Regions from separate parts of the Homo sapiens genome. Here region 1 is linked to region 2. A link is a loop called in an ENCODE intact Hi-C map of the cell type or tissue named here. Cell type or tissue: pancreas. All regions are shown on one strand. Links, peaks and the distances in the headings refer to the core of each region. The heading gives the core; the rest is flanking DNA.

Region 1 (5,394 bases), core at 92-5,091, 220 kb after region 2:
GTTGGCATTTCAGGCTCAATGAAGTATACTAAATATTAAAATTCAATTGTTAATTTTAATAAATAAAATATTTCACACTCAAAATGCAGGAAACAGGAGGAAGATGGGAACCCCCTGGAAATCTTAATGGAGAAGGGGATTCTTAAGGTTGAATGCAGGATGATGTTTATTCCTAACTCTTTCTTGAATGTGTGCTGGAGTGAACATTCTCTCTACTGCAGGACACCACCTAACTTAGTTTGGATCATTCCTTTTTTTTCTTTTTCTTTCTTTTTTTTTTTTTTTCGAGAAGGAGTTTCATTCTTTCACCCAGGCTAGAGTGCAATAGTGTGATCTCAGCTCACTGCAACCTCCATCCCCTGGGTTCAAGCGTTTCTCCTGCCTCAGCCTCGGGAGCCTCAGCTGGGATTACAGGATCCCACCACCACACCCAGCTAATTTTTGTATTTTTAGTAGAGGCAGGGTTTCCCCATGTTGGCCAGGCTGGTCTCAAACTCCTGACCTCAGGTGAACTGCCCACCTCTGCCTCCCATAGTGCTGGAATTACAGGCGTGAGCCACCGCACTCGGTCTGGATCATTCTTACCTAGATTATCTGTCATGAAGCTCTGCCCCTTCTCGGCCATCCAGCCAAATTTTCTTGGAACAGGTAAATTGTGATCTACCATTTGTATAAATCACACAAATTGTGTTTTCTTGGTGAAACACAATTTATCTGTGAAAGAAAGAAATGAATTTCTTTCCTTTGTGATCTACATCTAGCCCCCTTAGCTTCTGCCACCAGCAAAATAGTTGGTGTCTTTTTTACCCAGGCATGCTGTCCTCTTGGGCAGGACTTCATTCTAAGCATCCCCAGGCAGGTATTTTTACATCTATAATGGGGTCTACAGTGGGTTCCAAGGGTCACACAACTTTAGCCCACGACAGAGGGACACATTCTCTCCCCTGTTCCCCCTGGTGCAGCCCTCTGTTCAGCCATCCCTAGCTTTTTCTCGCCTTCTCAATGTGAGTCGGGCACCTGTCCTCTGTGCCTGCCTCACTGCGTGGGACACGTGGCCAGGCCTGCAAGTGCTGGTGGAGCTGTTCCCACTGGCCTGGGCTTAGGGGCTGGCTCCCTGTGCTTCCTGCTGGAGGTGAGGTGAAACCGGAAGCCCAGCTCTGTCCAAAGAAACCCTCCTTTCCAGTCCTCCATTGCCCTACCCTGACTTATCTTCAACAAGGCTGAGTCACCTCACTGGTCATTGTTGGTTTTGAAATGTCCATGTGGCCTGTCTCACAGCTCAGGGGTGAGGAATCTGTTTCCTATTACTTCTTGGTACCATAGGTTTAGCTCCCAGTGTACCATTTCTTTGCCAATAACTAACAGAAAGTTGCTGTTTACGTCTGCCTCTTGCAGCAGACTGGAAATCTTTGAAGTTTGAGATAATATTATGTTCATGGCTCTGTCATTAGATCCCAACAAAGGGAAAATTGCAAGGCAGGTTCTCAGTAGACACTTCTGTATTTGATGCATGAGGGCTTTCTAAGTGAGGAAATAACAAAAGCATAATGAGAAAAGGCCGGAAATGGAAATGCTGTGAAGGTCACCAGATATAGTTGCATAGGTTGTGCACTACTCAAATAAGGAGGCACCATTCACATACATGATCATATAAAAGATGCTTCTGAAGCAGCCTCATTGTCTGGAGTAAATCCCCAAGGTTTTCCATCTCATGCCAAGGAAATCGAGGACGTGGACACATGAGAAGTGAGTTTAAGAACAGAGGTTTAATAGGCGAGAGAAAACAGAAAAAAAAGCTCTTTCTCCTGCAAAGAAAGAAGTGCTCCCCACTGGATCTTCTGGTTCCACAATGAAATGCATGGGGTTTTATAGATGAGCTTGAGGAGGTGGTGTGTGATTAATACAGAGCACTAGAGATTGGTCAGACCAGGTGTGCCGTTTGCATAGCTTGCAAAGAAGCTGGCCAACCCACCCTACTCCTTTATTATGCAGATGGATTCTCTACCTGGCCAGTGCCATGTTGCCTGCTTTTTACTGCACACTTGGTGACAAAGAAAAGGAAAGAGGGACCCTCCACATTGAATATACCTGGCTTCCAGGTATCCCTTTTCTATTGGCACAACTGCCGGCATTTACCTATGCAAGCTTCCAGTTTGCTTATTTATGTCTGCAGCTCAGTTGTACAGGCTGTTCTTTGTGAGAAAAGAAATGATTTAGGGTGTGCTTTTTGTTAAAAGAGAAGCCTTACCAAGGACTCTCTTCTGCTCGCTAACTGCCTAAATAATTTCTTTTTAGCTCCTGTATCACTTGTTAGTGTTGGTCAGGGTACAACGTGAACAAGCCTCTGTAGCAGCCCTTTGTGGGTCTTGCCACTTCAGAGTAAAGTAATTATCACCCTATTCTGTTTCCTTGCTCAGATAGAATGTTCACAGATTTAGGTCCAGATTTATCAGAACACAGTTGACTCAAAGGGGAAGAAGTGAAATCAGAAAATCGCTGCACACAGCAATCTGGTGCAATCCCATTACCTAACTTTACTTGACAATTTCAATTTCAAATAAACTTCCAAATGACTTCAAGCAATACAATATAAATGTTTAATATCAATAAAACAAATTAACAATGCAAAACTAAAATATCAGTGCTAAAACTCAAAAATATCTTAGAGTTGAGACATTAAAAATCATTCATAGTGGAAATTGCTTTTGATAAAACAGTCTAGTCCATACAACCCTTTAAAATAGCTTATTTCTAGGCATTATGAAAAGTAAAAGTAGTCAAAGCAGGTAGCATCATTTCCTGCCTCACTGCAAGACAGCTGTAGGCAAGCAATGAAAAAGAATATCTATGCAAAGGGTTTGTTTTGATGTTTTCCACACTGTATTTAAAGTCATAAATTGCTGCAATTGCTGCAAAGGAAGTGTCTAGTCGGAAGCCTTTATGAACCTGTGTGAAAGCTCCAGTTCCTTGCAGGTGTGGCCTCAGACCTTTCTGGCAGATGGGAACCCTGGGCAGACCTCCAAGCTTTGCTCGGCTGGGGATAATTAAGAAGCACAAAGGAACTGGAGACAGAGGAAAAGAAATGAAAAGCTGCCTCAGAAAATTGGAGACCCACATGTTGACTAAAAGTGTCTGTGTGTTTATGTGTGTGTGGCAGGCAGCCCTGAATAAACCCCTCCTCCAGCAGGTATTCAGTGCACCCTAGCACAGGTAAGACAATCAAGAAGTTATAATCAGAAATTACAGGAATAATACAATATAACAAAGCAAAATTCAGCTAGTTAAAGAATAGAAATACAAAATCAAACGTCCAAACTACAGATGGGAAGAGCGGAAAAACAAAAGAATAAACGTTAATCAGCCCTAAACCAGGCAGCAAAGGAGAGAGAGAATAAAAAAGCAAAGAAAAGCATGGTAACCAAGTATTATCGACTTAAGAGGTAGCAGCAGAAGTATTCCAAGGAAGGAAACTCTTTGCTTCAGAAGGTGCCTAGATAAGCATTTGGACTGAATGTCTTGCCAGTATGAGTATAAGCAGAAGAGCAAATGAGCAAACAGGCAAAACAAAAAGCATTGCTTGGCTGCTCTTCCTAAGAAAATGAGGAAATTGGCACTACTTCTAAGATTTAAAGGAAGAATAGAGCATGCAATGGGCAGAGAAGGGCTAGCTTGCATGGACTTTTTAAATAATTAATTAATTTTTTTTGGTACATGAGTAAGCCCTTCAGTGGTGATTTCTGAGATTTTGGTGCACCCATCACCCGAGTAGTGTACACTGTACCCAATGCGTAGTCTTTTATCTCTCACCCCCCTCCCACCCTTTCCCCCAAGTTTGGAAAGTCCATTATATCATTCTTATGCTTTTGCATCCTCATAGCTTAGCTCCAACTTATGAGAATATATGATGTTTGTCTTTCCATTCCTGAGTACTTTGCTTAGAATAATGGTCTCCCATTTCATCTAGGTTGCTGCAAATGTCATTATTTCGTTCCTTTTTATGGCTGAGTAGTATTCCATGGTGTGCGTGTGTGTTTGTGTGTGTGTGTGTGTGTGTATCACATTTTCTTTTTCCACTCGCTGATTGATGGACATTTGGGCTGGTTCCAAATTTTTGGAATTGAGAATTGTACTGGTATAAACATGCATGTGCAAGTGTCTTTTTTATATAATGACTTCCTCTGGGAAGATACCCAGTAGTGGGATTGCTGGATCATATGGTAGATGTACTTTTAGTTCTTTAAGGAATGTCCGCACTGTTTTCCATAGTGATTGTACTAGTTTACATTCCCACCAGAAGTGTAAAATTGTCCCTTTTCACTACATCCAAGCCAACATCAATTTTTTAAAATTTTTTGATCATGGCCATTCTTGCAGGAGTAAGGTGGTATCACATTGTGGTTTTGATTTGCATTTCCCTGGTATTAGTGGTGGTGAGCATTTTTTCATACGTTTGTTGGCCATTTGTGTATCTTCTTTTGAGAATTGCCTCTTCATGTCCTTAGCCCAATTTTTAATGGGCTTTTTTTTCTTGCTAATTTGTTTGAGCTCCTTGTAGATTCTGGATGTTAGTCCTCTGTCAGAAGCATAGACTGTGAAGATTTTCTCCCACTCTGTGGGTTGTCTATTTGCTCTGCTGATTATTTCTTTTGCTGTGTAGAAGCTTTTTAGTTTAATTAAGTTCCATCTATTTATCTTTGTTTTTGCTGCATTTGCTTTTGGGTTCTTGGTCATGAAATCTTTGCATAAGCTAATGTTTAGAAGGGTTTTTCCAATGCTATCTTCTAGAATTTTTATAGTTTCAGGTCTTAGGTTTAAATCTTTTATCCATCTTGAGTTGACTTTGTATAAGGTGAAAGATGAGGATTCAGTTTCATTCTTCTACATGTGGCTTGCCAATTATCCCAGCACATTTGTTGAATAGGGTGTCCTTTCCCCACTGTATGTTTTTGTTTGCTTTGTTGAAGATCAGTTGGCTGCAAGTATGTGGCTTTATTTCTGGGTTCTGTATTCTGTCCATTGGTTTATATGCCTATTTTTATACGAGTACCATGCTGTTTTGGTGACTATGGCCTTACAGTATAGTTTGAAGTCGGGTGATGTGATGCTTCCAGATTTGTCTGTTGTTGTTGTTGTTTTGCTTCATCTTGCTTTGGCTATGTGGGCTCTTTTATGGTTCCATATGAATTTTAGGATTGTTTTTTCTAGTTCTGCAACGAATGATGGTGATATTTTGATGAGAATTCATTGCATTTGTAGATTGCTTTCGGCAGTATGGTCATTTTCACAATATTGATTCTACACATCCATGAGCATGGGATGTGTTTTCATTTATTTGTATTGTCTATGGTTTCTTTCAGCAGTGTTTTATAGTTTTCGTTGTAGAGGTCTTTCACC
Region 2 (5,394 bases), core at 285-5,284:
CCTCATTTAGTCTTTATCACACCCATAAATAAGTATAAATAATAATACTCTCATCTTGGAGTCTTTAAAAATATTCCACCAGTGTATATTTGTTTTTATTTCCTTTTGTGTCTTTCTCACTCAACTCCCTGTTTTGTTCCATTGGTTTATAATTAAAGCCCCAGACTGAGGTCAGAAAGGAAAATGTAGTTACTGAGTGTCCCGATCTGAAGACTAGCAAAGTATTTTCTCCCTGGGGGTGAGGGTTGAGGATGGGCAGTGGAAAGAGTGCTAGGAGAGAGCAGAACAGAAAGGTGGGTGGATCATGAGCCTGGAGAGATTCTGCTACAGGATCCAAAATAAATATGTTTCCTCTTGCTTAATTACCAGATCAGCAAGACTCTGGTAGGGAAGGCCCCTCTATCCCAAGTGTTGGGTGAATGCTGCTTATTGTTGCTCTTTTTTTTAACTATTTGATTTCATAACATCATTTTAAGTAATGCTTAATTTGGATCTGTCTTTGGTCTCCCCAAGAGTAATCATATTCTAGATTATGATAATTATATGCTAGTATAATGATCAATCTTCACTTATCTATACATGCCATAATACATATAATTATATCCTTTAATAGCATCATGTTTCTAAGAGGTATACAAAGTACAACCATTCACAACTCTTCCTTAATATTTTCAATCACTGCATTACATAATACTCAGTTGATTCTTTTTTTGTTAGTTTGTCTGGTTGATTGGTTGATTTTTTTCTATTTATAATTGAAAATAAAGTAATCACAAGTTTGGTTCACCTGAAAGAGAATGGCAAATGACCAAAGCATGGTGTCACCAGGTGGCAATCAATGCCCTCATCACATGCTTTGAATAACCAAGTGTAGGTCCTCACTGTTGGTATTTCTGTTATTAATACTAATAGTAACATCAATAATGATAGGCATATTTTACTCAGTGTTTTGTTAGAGATTCTTTATGTGGATTTTCTCACTTAATCTCCAAAAGTCTCGGCTTCTTTTTATACCTAAACACACAACTACCATGTGATCTAGCCATTGTATATTTGGACTTTTATCCCAGAGAAATGAAGATGGATGTTCACACAACAACTTGTACACAAATGTTTGTAGAAGCTTTATTCATAATAGCCAAATTGTGGAAACAACTCACATGTCCTTCAATGAGTTAATGGCTATACAATCTATGATACTTTCATATGTAGAAATACTGCCTGGCAATAACAAAGAATGTACTATTGGTAAACACAAAAAACCTGGATGAATTATGCCGAGACAAAAAAAGAGCCAATCCCATAGAGTTACATACTGTATGATGTTACTTATGTGACATTCCAGAAATGACAAAATTATGGAGAACAGGTTAGTGGTTTCCAGGGGTTATAAGTGGATCACAAACCCAGCTGTACATTAGAATAACCTTTTCAAAAATATGCAATTTCTGTCCTTCTTCTTGAAGCCTAGGGAGTGGGATGCAGACACGTTAAGTTTCATAATTAAGCATCTTATTGTGTTAATCATGATATAAAAAGCCTTGTATAACACATCACTGAGGATGAACTTTACTCAGAGAAACAAACAGGGTTTCACAGAGTGATTCAAAATAATCATAAGAGTGAAATGAATATACTAATATTTTAGAAATAAAACTGTGGCTGAAATGTTGAGAGTGATTAGGAGAGAGGCTTGACTTGAAGTGATCTTGAAGCAAGATCACTTAGGGGTCTACTGCAATAGTCCGGGTAATGATCCGTGAGGATCTGAGCTGTAGTAGTGGTGATGGAAAAAGGAAAAAGGCATTTAAGTTTAAACAATATTAGCATGTTTAACAGAACCTGAGATCACTCTATTTCAAAGTTTAATATATTACATACTAGGATTATTTAAGGGCTATGGAAGAAATACTTTGGAGATGCAAAATGAGAAGGCTGGTTTTAGGGCTGGATAGAGATGAGGGTTGACATTAAGAACTCTATCTTAGATGACCTGAGATGGTAGCATCTTTGACTAAGAGAGAAAAGACATGATGACAAGACCAAAGAGGAGCAATTTTAGAAGATAATGAGATCCTTTGGGTGTCTGTGGAAATCCAAGTGGAGTTACTTGGTTGGTAGGTGGTGATGTGAGTCTGAATCTCTGGTATGAGTTCTGAGGGTAAAGACTTGGCAGTTAACAGCTTACAGTCAGTACTTCAAGCCATGAGGGCAGGTACAACCACTATGGGGAGTAGTCCACTGGGAAAACAATGGGCTGTAGAAAGAAAATCAAAATATTAGGAAGCCTCATAACATAAATAGCCAACCCAGGGAGTATACCCAGTGAGGAGTCAAAGAGTCAATAACACAGAAGAAAGTCCTAGAGGTTAAGAAAACTTGGCATCTTGAGAAGCATTAATGATAGCAACATAATATGTTAAATTTGAAACTGCAAGTTAAATTCATGACCATAAAAATATATGTAGTTTCTCCAGATCAGAATCTACAAATGAGCCAAGAATAGAAGAAACCTCTTGCCAGCCATCACTACCCATAGTGTCCAGATTTTCACCTTCAACACCAATTCCATACTAAAGAAATCCAGGAGATAGGCAGGGGTTGGCTGTTGATTCTCAATCCTGAGACAACAAACAGACAACAAAGTAAATCAGAAGAGGTTATAATTTTTGACTGTTGCCAGAAAGCAAGCAAGGATGCTTAAAAAAAACAATGTTTAAAAATTCAGCATGACATTCAAAAGGCAGAAAACAGTTTAACACTTAGTTAACATGATTTAATTGGATGTATTTTAATGATCTTGAGTACCAAAAACAGCAACAAAAAAAATAATGATTATTATAGATAATTACAATAAGTTAGTGAAAAGCATTGAGTTAGTACTATTACTGACATTATTATAATATGTAATATTATGATTACCAGTATGAAATGCAACATTGAAGACTATAATAGGATATGTATTTTAATTATTTTTAATATGTAGGGGATATTTATTACATATAGATATTTCATATTCTATTAAAATCTAGTGTTTTTATTAATCATAATCATTGACAGTTTTAAATTATGTATATGTGTGTATTTATAGTAACAAATTAGTAAAATCATGAAAAATGAAGAGTCTGTTGTGTTGATATTTTAGAATATATTAAGAAGAAAGTATAGTAGTAAGATATTTTACAATAATTGAATTTGTATGCATTATTTTTATCATATCTGGTACTTTAACATTAAAAAGAGCCAGATATACTAAATTTTAAAGTTTGCTATTTAAATCAATAAAGTTAACAAAGCTAGTAACAGGTGATCAAAGCTTAAAAATTATTTTCTAAGTTGCTATTTTTAGGAATAACAATTGCTGGGGTCATCTTCATGAAGTGCCTCAGATGCTATAAATTATTGAACTAGAAGAAAACAGCTAGAAGGACTAGAACACAACAAATATGCAGGCTTCAACCACAGGTCTTCATAGACAGGCAAGTTGGAAAAATAATGCAGGACAGAAGCAAGGCTTAAATACATTTGGTGATAACAATTATGGGGAGGCATCCTGGATGGAAGAGTTCATTATAAAATTACCTTTGGCTACTGTGTGACTTGAATCTAGATGTCTGGTTCCTGGAGGGCATGGACTCAGATCACAGCTTGACATAAAGATGCTGGAAAAACCTCAAGGAGTCCCTCTGGGTGGTGAGAATAACCTCTGTGATATTTGCAGTTCCAGATTGTTTCTCAATTGAACATTTCTGGTCAACAAGTAATCACACCCCACCGAGGAAAGACCCTTGATCACTGTGGGACAAAAACTCCCCACTTGCTTGGGCAATTGGCCCTGATTGCTGCAGAGAGTAAAGCTATTTCCTCAGTGGGCATTTCATACTAGGAAGGTTTAGAAATAAGAATCAAGATATTGAAGTGAATCAAGCCTCTAGTAATATTTTAGTGTTAAGCTATAGATGGAATTGTAATATATTTTGTATTTAAGTATTTGAAATATTTAAATTTGGCACACTGGGGTGACAGATTAGCCTTGTGGTCTAAATTAAAACATACAACTTAGAAAATAATATAGGCTTGTGATATTAATTGAACAATGAGAACACTTGGACACAGGAAGGGGAACATCACAGGATGGATAGCATTAGGAGATATATCTAATGTAAATGACGAGTTAATGGGTGCAGCACACCAACATGGCACATGTATACATATGTAAAAAACCTGCACGTTGTGCACATGTACCCTAGAACTTAAAGTATAATAAAAAATATATATATAAAATTAAGTTGAAAGATTTAAAAAGACATTTAAGTTTAAACAATATTAGCATGTTTAACAGAACGTCAGATCACTCTATTTCAAAGTTGAATATATTACATTTATTAGTATTATTTAAGCACTTATAGTTTTTGTAATGTAGCATCTCAATAGCTTTAAAATAAATCAAAACATTAAATTTATAATGCAGTTTAAAATATTTGAAAAAGTTTAATTTAGCTTAAATTGTAAAATGTATTAGCTTTATAAATATAATATTGAGGTTTGTAAGTTAAACGCCTAGGAAAAAATGGATCTTGAATGTTTCATTTCAATTAAATTGAAATATTAGTTAAAAATAAGTGGGCAAATGGAGTGTTTATCTCTACTAAGGCCACATTTCGGGCAATGGAAATTTATCTTAACCCAGTGGACTGAGAAATTACTTGAATTTAGTGGACACAGACTATTCTCGTGATGTGTATTTACGAATGGGAGCAGGAAGATAGAGCTCTATCAGTTACAACTCACAGTGGCAATGAACTAGAGAAACCAACAGCACCCTTGAGAGCTCTCCAAAGCATAGTGCTGAATGAAGAAAACTAAGAAACAAACTCTACGGCACAATAGGATGTGAATTTAAGATGCGTGTGTATACAAACTTTTACCATCTATTTTTCAAAGATGTCACCCAAGGACGTGAATCAATCAATTAGATGGGGTCGGGGAGGCAGTGCAGGAGAATTTAGTGGAGACAGAGATAAGGATAGAGATGGGAAAAGTTTAAGAGACAGCCATGCATGAACCAATATTTATGTGCCATTGACTGGGGATTAGACAGAATTCTTTGCTACCTAAGTTTTAGAGAAGAAAACTCAAGAACATAAAACTCTCATCAGCATACACTTTACTTCTGATTTTATTTATAGAAGGACTGTAGATTAAGTTTGTGTGTTGGAGGTGTGAAAATAGTTGACATCAAATTCACTCAGAATCATCCAGCTCAGAGGAGAATTACTTTTCCGGGTAACTGTGCTTCTAAATATAACTTTCTCTTGTGCCTGTGCTGTTATTAGTATCTGATAATTACGAGAAACGTGATGGAAGTTTGCAATTCCAGAAGTGTGGCTGAAG

What was found. Hi-C counts contacts between places; a loop is a spot of excess contacts. Peaks named below come from ENCODE experiments on the same cell type or tissue, not always from the same donor. Only the 100,000 strongest peaks of a DNase experiment are listed, where the experiment ranks them.
Region 1: a loop joins it to region 2, with 3 times the contacts of the local background. A loop is called at or near these places in 1 of 110 quality-filtered maps.

What each region holds. Positions count from the first base shown.
Region 1 is chr12:126,381,829-126,387,222 of GRCh38, reverse strand. No RefSeq gene overlaps it. Among named protein-coding and RNA genes, the nearest start is that of LINC02350, 42 kb to the left of the region's middle. In pancreas, for the core only: no CTCF peak of the experiment used is centred there; a DNase peak (open chromatin) is centred at 3,002; H3K27ac peaks cover 904 bases.
Region 2 is chr12:126,602,250-126,607,643 of GRCh38, reverse strand. No RefSeq gene overlaps it. Among named protein-coding and RNA genes, the nearest start is that of LINC02824, 85 kb to the left of the region's middle. In pancreas, for the core only: no CTCF peak of the experiment used is centred there; no DNase peak of the experiment used is centred there; H3K27ac peaks cover 1,004 bases.